Regions from separate parts of the Homo sapiens genome. Here all the other regions are linked to region 1. Evidence: read pairs that join two places in POLR2A ChIA-PET (ENCODE). Cell type or tissue: K562. All regions are shown on one strand. Each heading gives the region's core, and the rest is flanking DNA. Links, peaks and the distances in the headings are about the cores only.

Evidence for each region. ChIA-PET counts read pairs that join two places held together with the same protein. Peaks named below come from ENCODE experiments on the same cell type or tissue, not always from the same donor. Only the 100,000 strongest peaks of a DNase experiment are listed, where the experiment ranks them.
Region 2: POLR2A ChIA-PET joins it to region 1 with 6 read pairs; 10 of 35 experiments call an interaction of 5 or more read pairs at or near these places.
Region 3: POLR2A ChIA-PET joins it to region 1 with 5 read pairs; 1 of 35 experiments calls an interaction of 5 or more read pairs at or near these places.

What each region holds. Positions count from the first base shown.
Region 1 is chr22:21,723,862-21,731,156 of GRCh38, forward strand. All of the region lies in intron 1 of YPEL1 (yippee like 1), which reads right to left. Among named protein-coding and RNA genes, the nearest start is that of YPEL1, 8.3 kb to the right of the region's middle. RefSeq lists silencers at 1-20, 6,146-6,333. In K562, for the core only: a CTCF peak has its summit at 2,989 (motif pointing left); DNase peaks (open chromatin) are centred at 2,310, 2,980, 4,320, 4,550 and 2 weaker places; H3K27me3 peaks cover 4,799 bases.
Region 2 is chr22:21,924,736-21,932,030 of GRCh38, forward strand. PPM1F (protein phosphatase, Mg2+/Mn2+ dependent 1F) reads right to left here. Exons shown (of 8, transcript NM_014634.4): 6 at 6,413-6,556; 7 at 834-927. Among named protein-coding and RNA genes, the nearest start is that of PPM1F-AS1, 9.9 kb to the right of the region's middle. In K562, for the core only: no CTCF peak of the experiment used is centred there; DNase peaks (open chromatin) are centred at 2,666, 2,954 and 4,606.
Region 3 is chr22:20,030,891-20,038,185 of GRCh38, forward strand. It overlaps TANGO2 (transport and golgi organization 2 homolog), which reads left to right. Exons shown (of 9, transcript NM_152906.7): 2 at 5,870-5,964. The coding sequence starts at 5,909. MIR185 (microRNA 185) reads left to right here and starts at 2,249; the gene lies at 2,249-2,330. RefSeq lists enhancers at 263-959, 1,394-1,613, 3,297-3,366. In K562, for the core only: no CTCF peak of the experiment used is centred there; DNase peaks (open chromatin) are centred at 2,337 and 4,631.

The DNA.
Region 1 (7,295 bases), core at 769-5,768:
TCACCATGTTGGCCAGGCTGGTCTCCAACTCCTGACCTCAGGTGATCCACCCGCCTTGGCCTCCCAAAGTGCTGGGATTACAGGTGTGAGCCACCACGCCTGGCCTGGGATTTTATTTTTTAAGCTGCTGTTGGGTATACACATGTCCATTTTATTAATCTTCATTTCTCATCTGTACGTACCATGTATGTCTTGAGATGGCAAAAGGATCTTCCATTGAGTGAAAAGTGAGTCTCCCATCCCAGAGCCCCAGTCCCACTCCAGGGACAGCACAGCAGCAGTTCCTCTTGACCTCAGGAACATTCCACAGGCACAGGCTCCGTGTACCTCCTTCAAACCTCATCACACTCTGCTTAAATAATTTAGTATTTTGTAATTATGAAATAGTTCATTAAGGCTGGGCATGGTGGCTCACACCTATAATCTCAGCACTTTGGGAGGCCAAGGCAGGCAAATCATGAGGTCAGGAGTTTGAGACCGGCCTGGCCAACGTGGTGAAACCCCATCTCTACTAAAAATACTAAAATTAGCCATGCGTGGTGGCGGGCACCTGCAATCCCAGCTACTCAGGAGGCTGAGGCAGGAGAATAGCTTGAACTCGGGAGATGGAGGTTGCTGTGAGCCATGATCGCACCACTGCACTCCAGCATGGGTAACAAAGCAAGACCTCATCCTGGGGGGAAAAAAATAGTTCATTAAAAAATTTTTTTCTTTTTTTTTTTTTTTGTTTTTGTTTTGAGACAGGGTCTCACTCTGTTGCCCAGGCTGGAGTGCAGTGGCATAATCTCAGCTCACTGCAACCTCTGCCTTCCGGGTTCAAGTGATTCTTGTACCTCAGCCTCCCAAGTAGCTGGGATGACAGGTGTGCGCCACCACACTTGGTTCATTTCTGTATTTTTTGTAGAGACAAGGTTTCACTATGTTGCCCAGACTGGTCTCAAACTCCTGGCTCGGGCCATCCACCCACCTTGGCCTCCCAAAGTGCTGGGATTAGAGGCATGAACCATTGCACCAGCCTAAGAAAATAAAATTTTATTTTACTTTTTCTTTCTTTTTTTTTTTTGAAATGGACTTTCGCTCTTTCCGCCCAGGCTCGAGTGCAATGGTGCAATCTCGGCTCACTGCAACCTCTGCCTCCCGGGTTCAAGTGATTCTCCTGCCTCAGCCTCCCAAGTAGCTGGGATTACAGGCATGTGCCATCATGCCCGGCTAATTTTATATTTTTTTAGTAAAGATGGGCTTTCACCATGTTGTCCAGGCTGGTCTCGACCTCCTGACCTCAAGTGACCCACCTGCCTCAGCCTCACAAAGTGTTGGGATTACAGGCATGAGCCACCATACCTGGCCCTAAAATGGTAATTTTTTTTTTTTTTTTTGAGACGGAGTCTCACTCTGTCGCCCAGGCTGGAGTGCAGTGGTGCAATCTCGGCTCAATGCAAGCTCCATCTCCCGGGTTCATGCCATTCTCCTGCCTCAGCCTCCCAAGTAGCTGGGACTACAGGCACCCGCCACCACACCCGGCTAATTTTTTGTATTTTTTGTATTCTTTGGTAGAGACAGGGTCTCACTATCTTGCCTCGGCTGGTCTCGATCTCCTGACCTCATTATCCGCCTGCCTCGGCCTCCCAAAGTGCTGGGATTACAGGTGTGAGCCACTGTGCCCAGCCTAAAATGATAAAATTTTAAAGTCACTTGGGTGGTTTTATTAAATCTAGATGGTAGAAAAAAAATCACTGACTAGTGTCCTGGCCCCTGAAAGGCACTTAAATATCTAGGGAATGAATATGTATCAGGGGAATCCTCACACGGAGACAGCAAAAGTAAATGGGGGTTGAAACATCACTACTGCGGCCGGGTGCAGCAGCTCACGCCTGTCATCCCAGCACTTTTGGAAGCCAGGGCAGGAGGATCACTTGAGCCCAGGAGTTCGAGACCAGCCCAGGCAAGATAGTGAGACCCTGTCTCTACCAAAGGAAAAAAAAAAAAAAATAGCCGGGCACGGTGGCACATGCCTGTGGTCCCAGCTACTCCAGAGGCTGAAACTGGAGGATTGCTTAAGCCGGGGAGGTCGAGGCTATGGTGAGCCGTGATGGTGCCCCTGCACTCCAGCCTGGGCAACAGACCGAGACCGTGTCCAAAAAAAGAAACATCAGTACTTGATATGAGAAATGGCCACTAAACACTGGTAAGCTTGTTAAAAACATGGACCCATGGGCACCAAGGAGTCTCTGCGGGCAGGGGCCGTGGGGTGCGGGCAGCTGCAGATTCACCTCACCCAGACCCACATGTCCCCAGGGTCTAGGACCATGGTCCCCAAAGAGCAGTGCACAAGCCAGGGCCCTGCCAGCGCTGTCCAGGAAGGACCAGCCGCAGCCTGCTGTGGCCCCAAGCTGGTCCCAGAAGGTTCCAGGAAGGAATCTCATCTATTCAGGCGCAAGGCCCCCAGAATGACAAGAATGTTGCCAAAGACAGGCGTTTGCCCTTTACATCATGCATCTGCACCTTAGGGTCGGCAAATTCTCAGGCCGTTGAATTCTCACAACATCCTGAGAAATAGGCATCCCTGCCCGCTAGCGGCCACCACAGTCCCACAGGCGGGTACTCAATCCAGAGCACAGGTGCTCTCCGCTCTCGGTCCCACCTGGCCTGAGAGGGAGGAGCATCAGCGGAGGACAGTCCAGTCCCCAGGAGGGAGGGGACCCTCTGACCACCAGTGTTCCAGGCAGGAGGAAGCGGTGCGTCCCCATCAGGGTCCTGTGTTACCCCAGGGTCCTCCATGCTGTAACTGTTCTCTATTTGCTCAAAGCCTGTAACTCTCAGTGGAGATACCACCCCTGGTGGCTGTAGCCCAGCCTGCTGCCCTCCCTTGCTGGCCCCTTCCTGCACCTGGGCTGTCCCCACAGCAAGTGCCACTGGCTGAGCCTCCCAGCTGTGAGGCAGACAGATGCAGCGACAAGCTCAGATCTCAGCTCTCGCCTCCACCTTGTGGTTTCTCTGAGTGTCACACATCCCCAGTGGGATGCAGAGGACGCTACTAACTCTTCCTGGACCAGAGTGCCTAGGGCTCTGCAGAGTAAACACTGAGGGCACCGCTAATTACAAAAAGCCTTGTTTCCAACCAAAACAGGCTTGCTGTTTCCCAAGCACACTTCGCATGGGCTTTATTTGGAGACCTTCATTATACAGCCCCGCCCCCAAGGCAATCTTACCTGAAGAGCCTGCTGCCCTGGGTCCCAAATGTCCCCCAAGTCCCTGTCCCTGTCTCCTGCCTTGAGTCTGGTCACTGCACAGATGCCTCCCGTGCGCTTCATGTGGTCTCAGTCCTGATGGCAACCCTTGTCACTAGCCCTCAAAGGGGTCCTGGCAGTAGTGGCCAGGGCTGTATTTGTGGTCACTGAGAGGCATGTCATGTTAAGTTTTAACTTGGCTTTAAATGACAGATCCACTGTTGCACTGGGGAACCCATGGCCAAGTTTGGAAACAACCAATGTAAATGGGCTTTTACAAGATCTATTGGCAAATAAGGAACCACCCTGAAGTAAGTAACTGAAAGGAAAATGCTGGGCAATTCACCAGGAAAATCATCTCCACTCTCGGACACTGTGTGTCCCCACGTTTGGAGGGCAGCTGCCATCCATCCCCCCAAATAGACATTAATGTGGGGTATGTTTTTAGAGCAAAAACAATTTTCTGGAATCCAGAAATTTCTCTCCTAAAATAAGCCTGTAAAATTATTTTAAGAGAATGTGAATCAGGCCCATGTCCATATGGTGCCGGTAGCACACTTCTAAAGACAAACACACTGAGGAAGCAAACAAAACCAAGCAGCTTCTGACACTTCATGGGATGGAGTGCAGACTGGGGTGCCCCCTTCACTTTTTCAACCACCCCACTGGGTCGTCGCCCCATCCCTGGGGCACCTGTGTAGAGGACAGCCTGTTCCCCTCAATCCCCAGGCTGCTCCACCTACCCCCTGGCACTGCCACCACCTGGCAGGTGAGTGTGGGTCCCATCCCCATTACTTCCCCGGGGAGCCCTCCAGGGTGTCCCGAGATGGAAAGGAGGCCTCAGGCAGATACGGAAGCCAGTGCGTCAGGGTCAGAGGCTGCAAAGCTGGAGGAGAACTGGGGCGTCTGCTGGGCGTGGCGATGAAGGGGCTGGTGTGCCAGGTGGACAGAATGCCAGGGAGAGCGGGGAAGGAACAGTGCTCATGTGGCCCCGCCATGTTCAGCCAGGATTCATAAAGAAAGTGGAACCAGGATATCATGGTCCACCTCTTTAGGGAGGAGAGGGATGAGCGGTGAGAGGTGGTGGTGTCACCTGCCCGGCCAGCCGTCCCCACAGCTTCTCCACCTCCGCTCCCACTCGGCCACCCCTTCCTTCCCCTCCTCTCCATGGAGGAGGCCTCCCTGCTTTTAGCTTTGCCTCTCCCACCCCTCACTGGCAAGGCACCGTCCTTGGGATTAGAAAGATGAAAAGGCCACCGCCATCACGGAGGGAATGGACAACGGATAAAACCACCAGCTCCTGGAAAAGGACGTGCAGCGGCTCCCAGAGCCTTGGCAAGCCAACACCAGCCCTGTCCTACACTGCTCACCATACAAGAATCGCACGATTAACAGCAGTTCTAAGAGATGCGTGTCCTTATTAGCCCCACGATGCACATGGGGAAACCGAAGTCCAAAAAGGTTACCTGAGCACCCAAGGTTGCACAGCCAGTGACCTGTGAAGCTGGATTCAAAGCCAGAGTCTCCCCACCTTGGACCACGGTGTCCAAGGTGGAACATGCAAGTAGATGTTCAACTCTGAAGGCACACTCATACTGTCTAACACTTAGCAGGTTGGCAATGATTTTTTTAAAAGTTAGGCCAGGCGTGGTGGCTCACACCTGTAATCCCAGCACTTTGGGAACCCAAGGTGGGTGCATCGCTTGAGTCCAGGAGTTTGAGACCAGCTTGGGCAACATGGTGAAACCCCGTCTCTACAAAAAAATACAAAAGCCCAGGCACACTGGCTCACGCCTGTAATCCCAGCACTTTGGGAGGCCGAGGCGGGTGGATCACCTGAAGTCAGGAGTTCTAGACCAGCCTGGCCAACATGGTGAAACCCCATCTCTACTAAAAATACAAAAATTAGCCGGGCATGGTGGTGTGTGCCTGTAATGCCAGCTACTTGGGAGGCTGAGGCAGGAGAATTGCTTGAACCCAGGAGGCAGAGATTGCAGTTAGCTGAGATTGCGCCATTGTACTCCAGCCTGGGCAACAAGAGCAAAACTCCATCCTGAAGAAAAAAAAAAAAAATTAGCCGGGCATGGTGGTGCATGACTGTGGTGCCAGCTACTTGGAAGGCTAAGGCAGGAGAATCACTTAGGCCCAGGAGGGAGAGGTTGCAGTGAGCCGAGATCACACCACTGCACTCCAGCATTGGTGACAGAGTACGATCTTATCTCAAAAAAAAAGTTGATAAGGTCAGGGGTGGCCCATGCCTGTAATCCCAGTGTTTTGGGAGGCCAAGGTGGGAAGATTACTTGAGGCCAGGAGTTCAAGATCAGCCTGGCCAACACAGCAAGACCCCCATCTCTAAAAAAAAAAAAAAAAATGAGCTGGGTGTGCACCTGTAGTCCCAGCTACTTGGGAGGCTGAGATGGGAGGATCACTTGAGGCCAGGAGGTCAAGGTTGCTGTGAGCCATGATCACACCACTGCACTCCAGGCTGGGCGACAGAGCGAGACAGTCTCTACAAATAATAAATTAAATTTAAAAATTTAAGAAGTTGACAACACCACTGGTGAAGGTGCTCTGTGATCCAGCCATTTGGCAACACCCACAACATTCCTAGGAGCACAGCCCTGGATGGGGGTTCATCTGGGGAGTTCACCTTTGGCTGATGCACATGTGCAAAATAACTGGATAAAAGCAGTTATTACCTGAAATAACAAAATATCATCCTATAATAATACTGCCTGTAATAAAAGATTAGAAACCACCTCAAGTTTAACCAATAGAGGCTAGCACGGTGGCTCACATCTGTAATCCCAGCACTTTAGGAGGCCGAGATGGGCAGATCACCTGAGGTCTGGAGATCGAGACCAGCCTGGCCAACCAACATGGTGAAACCTCGTCTCTACTAAAAATACAAAAATTAGCTCGGTGTGGTGGTGGGCACCTTTAGTCTCAGCTACTAGGGAGGCTGAGGCGGGAGAACTGCTTGAACCCGGGAGGCAGAGGTTGTGGTGAGCCAAGATTGTGCCACTGTACTCCAGCCTGGGCAACAGAGCGAGACTCCTTCTCAACAAAAGCAACAACAACAACAAAGTTTAACCAAAAGAGACTGGCCAAATGCACTGATAAACACACATCAGGGACATTTCCATCATGGGGCTTCCAGAGTCTCGCTCTGTCTCCCAGGCTGGAGTGCAGTAGCACGATCTTGGCTCACTGCAGCCTCCGCCTCCTGGATTCAAGCAATTCTTGTGCCTCAGTCTCCCAAATAGCTGGGACTACAGGCACCTCCCACCATGCCTGGCTAAGTTTGTATTTTTAGTAGAGATGGGGTTTCACCATGTTGGCCAGGCTTGCCTTGAACTCCTGACCTCAAGTGATCCACCCGCCTTGGCCTCCCAAAGTGTTGGGATTACAGGCGTGAGCTACAGCATCTGGCCCACACTGACTATTCAAACTCTCACATAGTACATGAAGTCACAGGTGTGGAAAGGTCTGGAAAAATTTACAACAAAGGGCAACAGCATGGGTACAATTTGCCTTTGGCAATTCCAGCTTCCATCCACACACATCCACTTCCTCCCTACTTGCATTACAGGAGGAAAAGCTCCCCTCCACATTTCAGGAACTGCAGCCTAGGTGCACAATGGGACTCACTGACAGCATCAAACCACCTATATGGCTGCCCTGAGACAAAGCTCCATGGCCCTCTGTAGACTCCCCACCAGCCCCTGCTCTCTGGGGAACCCAAGGGGCCTGGCTCCTCCATTGCCCAGTGGCCCCAGGTGCCTCGGCCCTCCAGGCTCTCTCCTCCATCTCTCCTCCCACCTGTGCTCAAGTACTACCTCTACCACCTCTCCTGAGACTACTGATAATGTGCTTGTACTGAGCGCTTCTTTTCAAAGAACCTGTACTACATTTTTTTTTCTACCATTAGTAACAAAGTTTCCCACAACCAAGGCCCTGGGACACATCCCAGTAGAGGTGCTTTCTTGCTAACAACAAGAAGAGGGGGCTGTGCATGGTGACTCATGCCTGTAATCCCAGCACTTTAAGAGGCCAAGGTGGGAGGAT
Region 2 (7,295 bases), core at 1,574-6,573, 200 kb after region 1:
ACTTTGTATTTTTTGTAGAGAAGGGGTTTCACCATGTTGGCCAGGCTGGTCTCGAACTCCCGATCTCAGGTGATCCGCCCACCTTGGCCTCCCAAAGTGCTGGGATTACAGGCGTGAGCCAGCATGCCCAGCCAGACCCATTACTTTTTAAAATTTTTATTTATTTTTATTATTATTTTTTGAGACAGAGTTTTCCTCGTTATCCAGGCTGGAGTGGAGTGGCGCGATCTCAGCTCACTGCAACCTCCGCCTTCTGGGTTCAAGTGATTCTCCTGCCTCAGCCTTCTGAATAGCTGGAATTACAGGGGCTCACTACCATGCCTGGCTAATTTTTTGTATTTTTTTTTTAGTAGACATGGGGTTTCATCAGGCTGGTCTCGAACTCCCGACCTCAGGTGATCCACCCACCTCGGCCTCCCAAAGTGCTGGGATTACAGGCGTGAGCCACCGCGCCCAGCGAACCCACTTTTTTCCCAAAAGAGAAAAAAGGATTGTCAGCATGAACGCGGGAGGAGGATAAACCTCATTTCCGGAATATTGGAAGCTCTACTTCCAGCCCATAGGGTGGTGAGCCACAGGTTTCTATGAGATTTGTAGGAGCTGTTTTAGGTGAGATAATAACATACAGTGTAACTTACACTCAGACACTGGTGCTGCAGTCTCTGAATCTGCCCTGTTCCCTTCACACTACGAGGGTATCACCCCAGTGCATGACAAATCCCCCTCGGCCCATCACACTGCCTCCCTGAACCCCTGGTGAGCCGCGGGCCACACTCGAGGCCTGGGCTTCCGAGAGACCTTCTCCCACTTGGGTCGGCCTCTTTGGCTCTCACCGATGGCTCTGGAGACGGCCAGGGTCCCGTTGACTCTCCAGCAGTCCATGTGAGACACAAAGCCACCCAATGCTTCAATGCGCGCCTTCTCATCCTGCAGAAACACAGCCAGAGTTGGGGGCAGGGCCGGGGGGATGGGGCGTGAAGCCCCCTGCTGCTACCTGAGCAGAGGCACAGCTGCTTCTAAGACAGCAGCATTCAAAGCCGCAGCACTGGAACAAAGCCAGGAGGCTCAGAGATGCACCCAAACGAGGCTCATCAAAAACAGTGAGAAATTATACACAACCCACAAGTCCTTTAGTTGCAGGAATGGTGAAATGAACGGACCACCTGAGGCCGCCTAGCGGTGCCTGCGCCCCTGGGCAGCATTCTGGGTCAGGGAGGCACTCACGAGGCTTGCGAGCCCGACACAGACAGCAGATCCTTCTGCTTCCCTGTCTCTAGCTCGGGGACACCGTCTCTGCCCTGAAAGCTGCTGGGCCAAGATGGAGCATGTGACGTGAGTGGTCACACAGCAGGGAAGCCTGAGCGAGGCCCTGACGGCAGCCTGTGCCCGCCCAGTTCTTTTTTTTTTTTTTTTTTGAGACAGAGTCTCGCTCTGTCACCTGGCTGGAGTGAAGTGGCACGATCTTGGCTCACTACAACCTCTGCCTCCTGGGTTCAAGTGATTCTCCTGCCTCAGCCTCCTGAGTAGCTGTGACTACAGGGGCGTGCCACCATGCCCAGCTAATTTTTTTGTGTTTTTAATGGAGACAGGGTTTCTCAAAGTTGGCCAGACTGGTCTCGATCTCCTGACCTCATGATCCACCCTCCTCGGCTTCCCAAAGTGCTGGGATTACAGGTGTGAGCCACCGCGCCTGGCCTAGTTCTTGTCCTCCTCTACCCAAGCTCAGCACAGGCACAGTCTCCACTCAGCTGGGGACCACAACACCCCAGGCCTGGGTTCCTCCAGGGACAGGACAGAGGCTTGGTCCACCCACAAGTCCTCTAGAAACCTCTTTGGTCCTATCAGCCTCTGCCCAAAGGAGAGGCTGCCCCGATGAGAGCCTGCTGACTGAAGCCTGCACAACAGCATCCCTGACAGAGTGACGGAGGCACCCTGGGAGTGAGGCACCTCCCAAGTCTACTGGGGGAAGAGGGCATCCCTTACCGGTTTATCAGGTAAACCTCTTGACCCCACGCAGCACCAGCCCTTCTAGTCCCCAGGCACAGCACCAGCTGGGCATGAGAACTCTGATGCCCCAGGTGATGGTGTCCCCTAGACAGATTGGGATATCAGCCAATTCCCTCCCCAGAGCAGACGGACATGCACTGCGGGAGGCCTGGGGGAGGCAGCCCTCTCCAGATGCCTGCACCAAGGACCAGGCCTCTTTATGTGGCTCCCCTGCAGAGGGCATTGTGGTGGGAATGACATGGGTTTGCAGGAGTCCCGGCCTTCCTGGGCACTGCAGCCATGAGCCTGTGTGGGAACTGGACCAGTGCCTGGTAGGCTGGGTGCTCCTGTCCCAGCTGAGGTGGAGAATCAAGCCATGAAGGGGGCAGGAACAGGGACCTCAAGGCTCTCTCTGGGTCTAAGATCTGCCACCTCCGGGGTCTGAGCAGGGCAAGGGAAAGGCAAGGAGGACCAGGAAGGAGGGAAGAGCAGGAGACAGCCAAGAAGAGGGCAGGAGAAAGGGCACGGGGAGAGGCAGGTGGATGAACACAGAGTACGCACGAATGTTCACACATACATGTGCCCACACACACGCGTGAAGGCGCCTGCAGACGGCGAGGAGCTGCAGAGGAAGCAGCGCCTCCTCCCCTGTGCCTCAGAGGCGTTCCCTGGGGAGGGGCTGTGAGCGTGGGAGGCTCCAGGGAGAATGAGGAGCCTTTCTCTGCTTCTGTCTCCCACACACCCCAGCCCACTCCAGCCCCTCAATGTCCCAGAGGCAGGAATGTGGGCAGGTGATGGAGAATGAACGGCAATCTGCTTCCCATGCCCTCTGGAGGTGGCTCTCCCCCACAGGGGGCCATGCAGGCTAAGCTTAGAACCTTCCTACCTGAAGCCCCTCCCCACCACCAGGGATGGCTGTGGGACAGGGTGGAGCCAAAGGGCAGGAGGGCACAGGGGCTGTGCTGCTCCCCTGCAGCCTGTGATCCCCTCTCCTGCCATTCTGCACCCCCTGTGCTGGACAGGCTGCGCCGGCTCCCCGGGCTCGCCCCTCTAACCCTGGCCCTGAACCTGGGTCCTCCTCCCCTCCAGTGGCTCCCACCTCCGTCACACACTGGCCAGGCTCAGTCTGGTCCGGGACTAACATATCCCCAGGCTAAGGGGTCTTGTCCCATTCCCCCTGAGTCTCCTAGTCACTGATTCTTGATTCTGTTTTTTGTTTTGTTTTTTTTTTTTTTTTTTTTTTTTTTTTGGAGACAGGGTCTTGCTTTGTTGCCAAGGCTGGAGTGCAGTGTCATGAACATAGCTCACTGCAGCCTCGACCTCTAGGGCTCAAGCCATCTCCTGCCTTCGCCTCCCGACTGCCCAGCGCCCACCCCCTCAGCAGCTCTTCCCTCTGCTCCTCAAACCTCATCCTCTCCACCTGCCTGAAACAGCTTCCCAGGTCAAAGCTGGAGCCGGTGGCCTGTGGGTTCCTGTGAACAGCCATTTCCTGCTTCCTAGGAGTGCAGTGCTCCACACGGCCAGGCCGCAGCAGCGTCGCCTATGGCACTGCCATCCTCCTGGATGCCCAAGGCCCTCTGCGATGTCTCCACCTGCAGAGCCGGGACTCCTATCTCTCCCAGGCTGCCTGCCAGGCGTGCCAGCGTGACCTGTGACCTTGAGTGACTCTCACTGCCCTCCTGAACTCACTTTTGTGACCCAGCCCTCAACTTGTCCTCCAGTGGCCTGATCACTTCAGAAGCTTCTAGTGAGTCCTTACAGAGTTCCTCCCAGCCTGGGGCAGTCCAGCTTTTCCAGCTGAAGGAGCAGCAGGTGGGTGGTCTTCTCCCCTGCCCCGAGTCTTCTACCCACTGATTCTGGGGCTTGTTTTTGTTTTTTGAAGACAGGGTCTCACTCTGTTGCCAAGGCTGGAGTGCAGTGTCATGAACATAGCTCACTGCAGCCTCAACCTCTAGGGCTCAAGCCATCCTCCTGTCTCCTGAGGCTTGAGAGGTGGGAGGATCACTTGGGGCACACCTCCACACCTGGCCCTGATTCTGGCATAACCTGCCCTTTCCTCCTGGTCTCTCCCCTGGCCTGCAGGAATTGCAACTGCCTGAGATGCGGCTCCATTCCATTCATCTCTCTGCCTCATCCTGCCAGGTCCTTGCCCTCCTCCTGCTCCCCCATTAGACTTAGAGGCAGGAAGTGGGTCCTGTGTTATCTCACTGCCTCAACAAAGTATCTTGTGCAGAGTGGGCACTCAGTGTTTGGAGGCTGAACTGAGTGCAGAGGCAGGAGACTGTTCAGACAGCCGCAGAACAAGGCAGAGCACCACGCACTCCCCCCACGTACTCCTGGAAGCTGCTCTGGGCCGCTGCTGGACCCCCGTTGAAGCTCGCCAAGTTGAGGCCAGTTTCTTGCTCTTGTAACCGACATGATGCTTGTTTTTGTGGGAGAACCTTGGCCTGGATCTGTGATTAATTCTCTAGGGTGGAAGGCTGTGATCAGGATCACAGCAGGAGGGGCCAAGCCTACAGAGCATGGCGGCAGGAAAGGGGAGGTGGGGGGCACTGGATCTGAACTCCTTGGCCCATGCGGGCTGCAGCCAAGAACACAGACACCTGTGTGTGCTTCTCTTGTGCAAGCTCTGATCTCTGTGCTCCACATGCACTGGGACACTCAATCCTTACCCCAAACCTCCAGGGACCCCTGTGTGATGGACTTGGAAGCGGTGGAGCCGGGACCAGGCAAGGCCATCTGTCCATGCTCTGCCACGACGCCATACTGCAGGACTCAGGCAGTGTTTGAACAGAGCCCCCACTGGGCTTTAATGGGGTGCTGAATGCTGAGCCTGTAGGTGTGCAGGCAGCAGGTGGGAGTGGGCCCAGCACGAATCCTGACTTGGCCACATTTCATCTGACTGCATATCCTGGGGAGGAGAGCCCACTAGGGAGCAGGTGCCAAATTCCCCCACGGTGGTGGAGGCAGGGGAGTGGCAGAGACTATCTGTGACTTTGGCGGTGTGCTCTGGGCAAGTGACTGAGCCTCAGTTTTCTCCTCTGTACAATGGGGAGAGGACGTACAGGGGGCCCATACCAGACCGTGAGCCGCAGTGAAAGGCCAAGGAATGTAGCTGCCCCTGACTGTTACAATCATCAAGTCCTGGTGTCTCTATGTGCTTTCCAAACCAGAAGCCACAAAAAGACTACTCAACTACAGAAAAACACAAAGCCTCCATGTGGCAAAAGCCCATAAACAAAAATAAAAGATGCATGGAAAAACATTTGCAAATCATCACAGACAAGGAACCAACCTCCTTCACATATACAAGGAACCTATAAACTGATAAGAAAAACAGGCAAAGGAAAAAAACAGTGTTTGCAGGAAAGGCTGTGTAAATGATCTTCAGCTTTTGAAAACACGCTCAAACTCACTCTGTAACAGAAAAGCAAACTTAACAATTGCCCCAAGACAGGCTTCTTACCTGACAGGAAGAATCCTGCAGCCTGGTGAGACTGTGGGGAAATGGACCTTCTTGGGAATGTAGTGCCAGCCCAGGCTGGCATGGCCTGAGGTGGGAAGCTTGGCAAATCTACCCAGACTGTACGTGCATCAGTTCCAACCTAGCCATCCCACTTCTGGGGATGTGTCCTACAGATATAGGTACACTTGACTCTGAGCAATTAATGCTGCACAAAGTAGGTAGAGATGCATTGTTTTTAGCACCGAAAGACTGAAAAGATCTTCATGCTCACCCACAAGGGACTGCATGATGAATGCAATGTCCGCAGCCCCAAGAAAGGATGGGTGCTCCTATGTGCTGACGTAGAATTATCCACCATGTGCATGGTTAATCAAACATAGCTGGTGGAGAACAGCACGTGGGAAAAGTGGGGTTTGAGGGATAAACAGTCATTCCATGATATCTGAATGCTCGCAATCCAACCTCAGGAGACACATGGATGAGACAGTCTTCTGAGAAGAGGTCTGAGTGGGACTGTCATCCTCATGTCCAGGTGATGACCTGAGTGCCAGGGTCCCAGGCAGCCTCTAGTCAGTACAGCCCCAAGCCAGGTTCCCTCCAGCCTCGGGGCAGCATCACCTCCCTGAGGCCTTCCTCACCCACAGCCTGTGGCCTCCTTGTCCGTGTGTATGATGGGCTCTGGTCTGCACTGGGCTGCACTGACTGCACTGGGATGCCTGTCAGTGCAGAGGGCTCTGCTCTCCCCCGGAGCTCTGGGCTCCATATAGCTGTGACCCACAGAGCTCTCAGGAAGGGCTCACGTGGGACCCCCGGCCACTCAAATCAGGCAGGGAGCCCTCCCTCTTGAAAGGTGCCAGGATTACTACTACCTGAAGTTCCCAGGCTGGGTGGGGTTCCCCTATGGGCCCAGCATGATGGAGGCCAGGAATATCCTGGGCCTGGGCGCAGGGATCCCCTTACCTGCCGTTCTGGTCTGTGTGGCTCCATCAGCTTCACCACCTGTCCCTGCTGTACCAAAATGACCTGGGAATCCCCGAGCCAGGCGACGTGCAGGGTCGCTCCTGCAATGAGCGCACACACACCTGTGGTGCCGCTCTGCAGCCGCTGCAGGGAGAGAGGGCCCATGAGAGTTGAGAGGAGGTAGGGAAGGGCAGAGGATGACACGGGGCAGGATGAAGCTTCCGGGGGTGATGAATACTTCCGTTACTGTGGTGAGGAATCCACAGGTGTATATGTGTATAAGCCAAAACTTGCCAAATTGTGGACTTCAAATATGCACCACTTACTACCTGTCAATTGTATCTCAATAAAGATGTTTATTTATTTATTTATTTATTTATTTAGAGACAGAGTCTTGCTCTGTCATTCAGGCTGGGCTGCAGTGGCACAATCTCGGCTCAGTGCAACCTCCGCCTCCCGGGTTCAAGTGATTCTCCTGCCTCAGCCTCCCAAGTAGCTAAGATTACAGGCGTACAGCACCACGCCTGGCTAATTTTTTGTGTTTTTAGTAGAGACGGGGTTTTGCCATGTTTCTTTCCCAGGCTGGTCTTGAACTCCTGAGCTCAGGCAATCTGCCTGCCTTGGCCTCCCAAAGTGCTAGGATTACAGGCGTGAGTCACTGCGCCTGGCTATTTATTTATTTAGAGGCAAAATCTTGCTCTGTCACCCAGGCTGGAGTGCAGTGGCACAGTCTCAGCTCACTGCAACTTCCATCTCCTGGGCTCAAGTGATTCTCATGCCTCAGCCTCCCAAGTAGCTGGGACTATAGGCGCGTGCCACCATACCTGGCTAATTTTTTTTTTTAATTTTTAGTAGAGGCAGGGTTTCACCATGTTGGCCAGGC
Region 3 (7,295 bases), core at 1,574-6,573, 1.7 Mb before region 1:
ACCTCTCCAAAAAAATTTAAAAATTAGGGCCAGGCGTGGTGGCTCATGTCTGTAATACCAGCACTTTGGGAGGCCAAGGTGGGTGGGTCACAAGGTCAGGAGATCGAGACCATCCTGGCCAACATGGTGAAACCCCATCTCTACTAAAAATACAAAAATTAGCTGGGTGTGATGGCACGCACCTCTAGTCCCAGCTATTTGAGAGGCTGAGGCAGGAGAATCGCTTGAACCAGGGAGGAGGAGGCTGCAGTGAGCTGAGATCGCGCCGCTGCACTCCAGCCTAGGTGACAGATCGAGACTCTGTCTCAAAAAAAAAAAATTAGCCGGGTGTGGTGGTATGCAGCTGTAATCTTAGCTACTTGGGAGGCTGAGGTGGGAGGATGGCTTGAGCCCAGGAGTTCGAGGCTGCAGTGAGCTATGATCACACGACTGCACCTGGGCGACAGAGTGGAGGTGATGTGCTTCCTCAAATAGCCATGAGAACAACGCTTCTTTTCTTGTCCTGGCTCAGGAACCTCACCACCATGCCACGTTGCCCTGCTGCGCTGTGCTGGTGTCGTAGGTCGGTGGCAGGACATTTGCCCACCTCACAGGCTCTGCTTTCAGTCTTGAAGTATGGCTCCTCTCGACTGCTGCCCACACGGCCTCCTGTTGTCAGCCTGGGCTACATATCTGGGCTCTTCCATCCCTGTGGGCCTGGTGAGGCCTGGCCATGTGCCTGTGTCATGCCAGTTGCTTTCAAGATGATGTTTCTAGTAGGACCACATGTGAACACAGTGACCACCATGGCCAGGAGGAAGCTGGCTGCCCATCACCAGCTTGCCCAGGGACCTCTTGCACCCTGGCGGGGATCAGCAGATCCTGCTATGAGAGAGCAGAAGGCAGCATGCTGACTTCCAGGAGTGTCCACAGCGTGGCTGGGCAGAGCAGAGCTACAAATGAACAGATCCAGTGCCGAGGCCATCCTGACTCTCTCAGGGGCTGCCAGGCCGTGGGTGCAGGGTCCAGCAGGCCCACTTGATCCCAGCATCCCACGTGTGCCTGCTCGGGGTGGCCAGCTCACTGCTTCTTCACCTCTAGCCCAACCAGCAGGTGCCCCACCATGAGCCCCTCCAGGCTCACCTTGCCCATCCCTGCCATGTGACCTGGGACTCTTGAGATGAGATCACAGCTGCAGAGCACACAGCACAGGGAGGAGCTCATCAGCATCTTCCCACCTGTGGTGCCCTGGCCCAGCCTCCTTCCGGTTGGGGTTGGACCCGCCCTGGCAGCCAGGTTTTGCGTCACCTGCCCCACCCGCCCTGTAACCTACTTGCCCAACTGCTATCCCGGTGGCCGTGAGGCCAGTTGACAGAATGGAGAGGGGTAAGCATTTTCCGCCTGGAGAGGATGGGCGTGTGGCCATCTGACTGCTTCTGCAAGCCTGGTGGTTGTGTGCAGGCTGCCCTGGTGGTCTTAGCCCCTTGGGGCAGGCGGGGTCCTGTGCAGGATGCAGAGACTGGGCGTGGCTTCCTGCAGATGTTCAGATGCTTCTGGGCTGTGGCCTCTGAGACCCAGGGCAAGGCTGCTGACTGGACCCCAGACCCTCCTGCCTGCCTCTTCCTCCAGCTGCTCTTTGTGGTCTGGTTCTGGCCGCCTGGGCCTCAGGGCCAACCCTGCATGGCTTTGACCACTCTGGCCTTCTTGGACTGCCAAGGACATGCTGAGAGTTGGTTGGGCTTGGCCCAAGTGCTGAGCCCAGGGCAGGGGTGGGGACAGGCAGGGCGGAGCCTCACCTGGAAAGCCAGGCACGATTCTCCCTGGGACACCAACCCTCCTGTAGAGTTGGCCAATTCGGGCAACCTTGAGGGCGAGCTCTGTGTGGCACAAGAGATGCCCTGAGGAGCCCAGCCTCACCTGGTGTGATGGGACCTGTGGAAGTTGTGGGAAGTGGTCCTGGCCACCCGTGTGCCCACATGCCCTGCGCCCAGATCAAGATATGGTGACCAAAAGGACAAGGACTATATCCATGGCTCCCTCCCAGAGCCTGGCAAGTCAGCAGGCATGAGAGGGTGTTGGAATGCTGTGGTGGGCCTGTGTGGGGACCTTGTAGGACCTAGGGAACCTGCAGGGCTTGGCTTAGGGAGCACACAGGGGCCCAGGCAAAGGCAAGGTCACAGGTCGGGGGAGGTGAAGCTGGCAGGGGGAGGGGGAGACCTGCTGGCTAGAGCTGGGTTGGGGGCCGGTGGGCAGTGGGCCTGGCTCGAGCAGGGGGCGAGGGATTGGAGAGAAAGGCAGTTCCTGATGGTCCCCTCCCCAGGGGCTGGCTTTCCTCTGGTCCTTCCCTCCCAATGACCGCGTCTTCGTCGAGGCCACAGCCCTTGGCTCTGCGCCCACACCTCCAGTGCCAGGCTGTCCGGAGATCTGTTTATGGCCTTCCCTTGGACCATGGAGCCCTCCCTGCCACTGGTGCCTGGAGGGCTGGTCTGCTGCCCCTGCACCCTGGCCAGCTAGGATGGTGGGGTCCTGCAGCTGAACTGGGGGTGCCTTTCTGCCTGTCTGTCCTACGTGTATCAGTGGCCAGAACTGCCCTCATCCATGGCCTTGCCAGCAGCTGGGCGTGCAGCCCAGGGAGGGCTGAGGTCGGCTGAAGTTGATTGAGACCAACGGCCTTCTCTAACACCCCAGAGGAGCATGTCCCTGGTGAGCAGGCCTTGGGCAGCCCTGGGCTCCAGGCCAGTGGGATTCCAGTAGAGACCAGCTGGCAGGGCTTCTCCAGTGACTGCAGCCAGGGGTTCTCATGTGCAGGAAAGACCAGCTCCTCCAGAGTAAAGGGACTTGTGTCTTCTGGCCACATGGTGAGTGCTGGGCCCACCCCATCAGTGGCACCTTGGGTGCACTCCCAAAGCCCAGCGTGTTCCCCATCTTCCTGCACTGCATTCGGGATGGTTCTGCATCATCAGCTGCACCTGATTGCTCTTAAACCCACAGCTGAGCTTTAATGTGCAGTCACTGAAGCTTTCATTTCTAAAATAGCTTCCTAAGAGTTCTTTTGGCCAGGCATGGTGGCTCATGCCTGTAATCCTAACACTTTGGGAGGCCGAGGTGGGTGGATCACCTGAGGTCAGGAGTTGGAGACCAGCCTGACCAACATGGAGAAACCCCGTCTCCACTAAAAATACAAAATTAGCTGGGCGTGGTGGCGCATGCCTGTAATCCCAGCTACTCGGGAGGCTGAGGCAGGAGAATTGCTTGAACTCGGGGGGCGGAGGTTGCGGTGAGCCGAGATTATGCCAGCCAGCCTGGGCAACAGGAGCAAAAACAAAACAACAACAACAAAAAAAAACCGAGTTCCTTTTGCTGCTTTGTAAACCCAGTTTGCTCTTCATCACTTCCTTTGCCCTGCAGATGTTTCTGAGCTGTCTGTTTTCTTTCTGCCATCAGAGCATGGTTGGTTGATGATGCATGTACGGTTATCTTTCTGCTGGTTCTTGCTCATGGTGCTTCTTTCATTATGTGGTTCTTTCTGACTATGTACTGCTTCTGGTCTTTGAAAAATGATTTTGAGACTTCTTTGAAGTATAGGATGAAGGTATCTTTCTCCAGAGAGAACTTCAGGCACAGGGGCACTACGAGTGCTGGAACCCCTTAAAACTGTGCTTGGCTTGTGGGTCCTTGTACCCCCAGTGTGGACCTGGACGGCTGGCTGTGCCACAGCTTCTCAGAAACTTCCCTTCACTTATGTGCAATGTCCCCATAACCCCTGGGGGTGGCTGCGGCTGTAGTTCATCTCTCCCTAAGCATCGCTCTTTGGAGTCCCAGCCTAACTTAGAGGAGAGTCTTCTGTTAGGTTCTTCATCCTGTGGGGGTGACTGGACCTTGTCTTCTGTCTCCTTCGCCCCCGAGGCCACCAGAGTATGAGCCCCAGTGTGTTCAGTGGGCAAACGCTCTCAGGCAGGATTGGCCACTGTGTTCTGCTGTCCTCTGTGGGCCACGCTCTCCGAACTGTTGGCCAAATGCTGCATGAGCTCATCAGCTCCTGGCAATTTTTAAGATGTTTTCATATTTCATCCAGCATCTTGAGTTGTTTTTACCAAAAGGATTGCCCCTAGTAGCCTGCCCACCCTCGGATGATGGCCCCCTGTGGGCGCTTCCAGGGCACCCGGCAAGGGGACCCAACCCACTTCCAGCCCCACAGTCTGCTTCCCACAGGGCCCCCTTGCAACAACACACCCTTTAGCTTCCCATCCTATGCAGAGTGGTGGCCAGCAGACCATCTCAAATGGCTGCCCATCCCCCTGACCCAGTGCGTCTGCACGTGGCGCTTATTGCTATCCCAATACTTCAACTGCACAGCCACCAGCTCCTCACTGGAGCAGATGGTCCCCAATGGCCATCCCTAATGCCCGTGCCTATGGAGGCACATACACTGAGCCCTCTTCACCTCCGTCCCCACTCATTAGACTTTTCTCAGAGGAATCTTTTTGGGTCTCTTCAGTATTTGAACAGCTTCTTGGCTGTCCCATGTCCCAGCTGTGAGCACTGGCTCTGCCCTGGAGCCGTGTCACTAAATCATTGCACATGTGCACATTTCAGGGAACTTGGGTGTCACCCTTGGGTGGCCTCGGAATCTAATCTCCGTTCTGCACTCGTTTGCATTGTGGAAAACTGCCTGCTCTGGGCCCCAGAGGTCCCTGGGTGGGGACGAGGTGTATGCTAAGTGTGCAGTCACCCAGCGTGTCCCCGGCACGTGTCCATGCCAGCTGCTGTGGGTGTGTGGGGCCTTCGGGTCCTGTGGGATGGCGAGTGTGTGTGCTGAGCAGGACCTGTAGGGCCTGCATCCCAGGTGAGTGGGCCATGCTGTTGGAGGCGGAGGCAGGGCTGCCCCCACTGGTGGCGTGTGGGGTGGGTTTGGTGCTGTTGCAGGGGAGGAGATGTGCATGTGGGGGACAGTCTTGAAGGAAGAATGTATACAGTGGTCTATTTCCAAGACAAAGTGTCTTAAATTGGCTTAGCTCAGCAAACTACAGAAGAAACAGGATATACTAGGCCACCCTGCTTGGATAGCTGATGTGTGCTTGTCGGCCTCCACTTTCCCCGCACTTAGTTGCCTTCACCCGAACCAAAGAAGTTCAGTCTAAGCTGAAAGTTTACTAGCCTGCAAAATAGCTCATTTTGTCTGTTCTTATCAGCCTGCCTGCTACTTAGGTCGTAAGTTAAATACTTAAAAAGTCCCTGAGCTAACTAGGACTGCAATGCATTGTGGGCTGCAACAAAATACAGCAAGACAAGCCCCCAAAAAAACACCTGAAGCCCCTACCCAACAATTAATAGGCGACGTCCGGGAAAATTGTGACCCCACAGTACTCGGCCTATGAGGAACTGGGGGAGGGACCTGCGTACTAGGGGATAAATTGCTTGTCGAAACTGTGCTGGGTGTGCCTGTCTGACACCTGATCTTGCAAGACTGTCATTAAAAGTCTCACTTTCGCTGTTCTCTGGGTCTGAGTTCATTCTTTAGATTTGGATGGGTAAGTTTGTTTCTCACAGTGTGGCTCCTGCCCTCACTTCTGCTGCCCCCCGGGGACCCCCTCGGCACCCCAGCTCGGTGTGTCCAGGCCTTAAGACTACCATGGTGCTGATGGGATGCTTCTGTTCAGGGCTGGTGTTGCAGGTGGTGGAGAGACAGTCTGGCCAGTGCCAATGAGTGCATGGGTTTGGGAGTTGTTTGTGTGGCACCGGCCAAGAGTGTGGTGTCCAGTTCCCCCACACCCAGCAAGTAGTACAGACACCACAGAGGTGGTTCTCTCTGTTCTGGCCTGTTGCAGGTTCGGAGGGCAGCCCTGAGTGTCTGCCATCCGCTCAACTCAGTGTTTTCCTTTTCCCGCAGACCTCGCGACCTGTGTCAGCAGAGCCGCCCTGCACCACCATGTGCATCATCTTCTTTAAGTTTGATCCTCGCCCTGTTTCCAAAAACGCGTACAGGTAACCCCCTCGCTCTGCATCTGCTGCGCCCTGCAGGGTCCTGGGTGCCCAGCCAGTTCTCATGCCACCCAAGCTGCTGTGTGCAGGAAGGTGTGTGGGCCAGGACGGGGCTGCACAGGCCTGGCACTGCCCTCCAGGACAGGGTCACTCAGTGTGGGATGCTGTCAGAATGCCTCTCGGGGCGGGGACTCCAGTCAATGTACAAAGACGTGAAGACTCAGCCACAGAAGGCAGCCACAGGTAGGACAGAGGAGTGACATGGGTCCAGGTGGGCTGCAGTTCTATGGGCTTTGAGGAGGGTCGGGCGGCAGAACTGGGACAACGGCGTCAGTGAGTGAGAGCCAGCTTGGGCTGGCGGGTCACAGCTGCTGGTGAGAAGTCAAAGTGGCGGCCAGGCTAGGGGTCTGTGGGTGGGTCCTGAGCTGAGGAAAAAGAACCTGGGGAAGAGGGGACGCTGAGGACCAGCCAGAGGAGTCAGGAAATCGAGGCCAGAAGCCACCCCTGACCCTGGACTCAGGACGGCCACACCTCCATTCCCCAGGACACCCCAGCATTTATCCACACAGAGAACGAGGCAGAGATATAACCCACATCTAAAATGAAACGTGTAACCACTCTCTAATGCAACTGCTCGGGAAGTTTTCATCATTTTAAAATCTGTACCAGAAATGATTTGAACCATTTCAAGAGGGTCTCAGATTTGAGTCACTGCAAAGTTGCATAGACACCATGCTGCTTGACTTCAAGGCTGAGTGAAGTCATTTCAGGCCAAGGAATCAGGAAGGAAGGGTGTCTGGTGTTTTCCCTTTTTGCAGTTGGGTGAGTGGCAGGTCCCAGCAGCAGACAGCATGCTGCAGGGAAGGTGGAAGAAATGTTAGGAAAGAACTATTGACTGCTACAGGGACTGGAGTAGTGTTGGGCTGGCTAGTGAGTGAACAGAACTCTAAAGAATGTAGGGGCTGGCCGAGCACGGTGGCTCACGCCTGTAATCCCAGCACTTTGGGAGGCCAAGGTGGGCGGATCACAAGGTCAGGAGATCCAGACCATCCTGGATAACACATCTCTACTAAAAACACACAAAAAAATTAGCTGGGCATGGGGGTGGGCGCCTGTAGTCCCAGCCACTTGGGAGGCTGAGACAAGAGAATGGCGTGAACCTGGGAGGCAGAGCTTGCAGTGAGCCGAGATTGCGCCACTGCACTCCAGCATGGGCAACAGAGCGAGACTGCATCTCAAAAAAAAGATGAAGGTAAAATAAGGTCATGTGGGTAGGCCCTAATCAATGTGATGGGTGACTCAGATACGCACAGGGGAAGCTGGTGTGTATACAG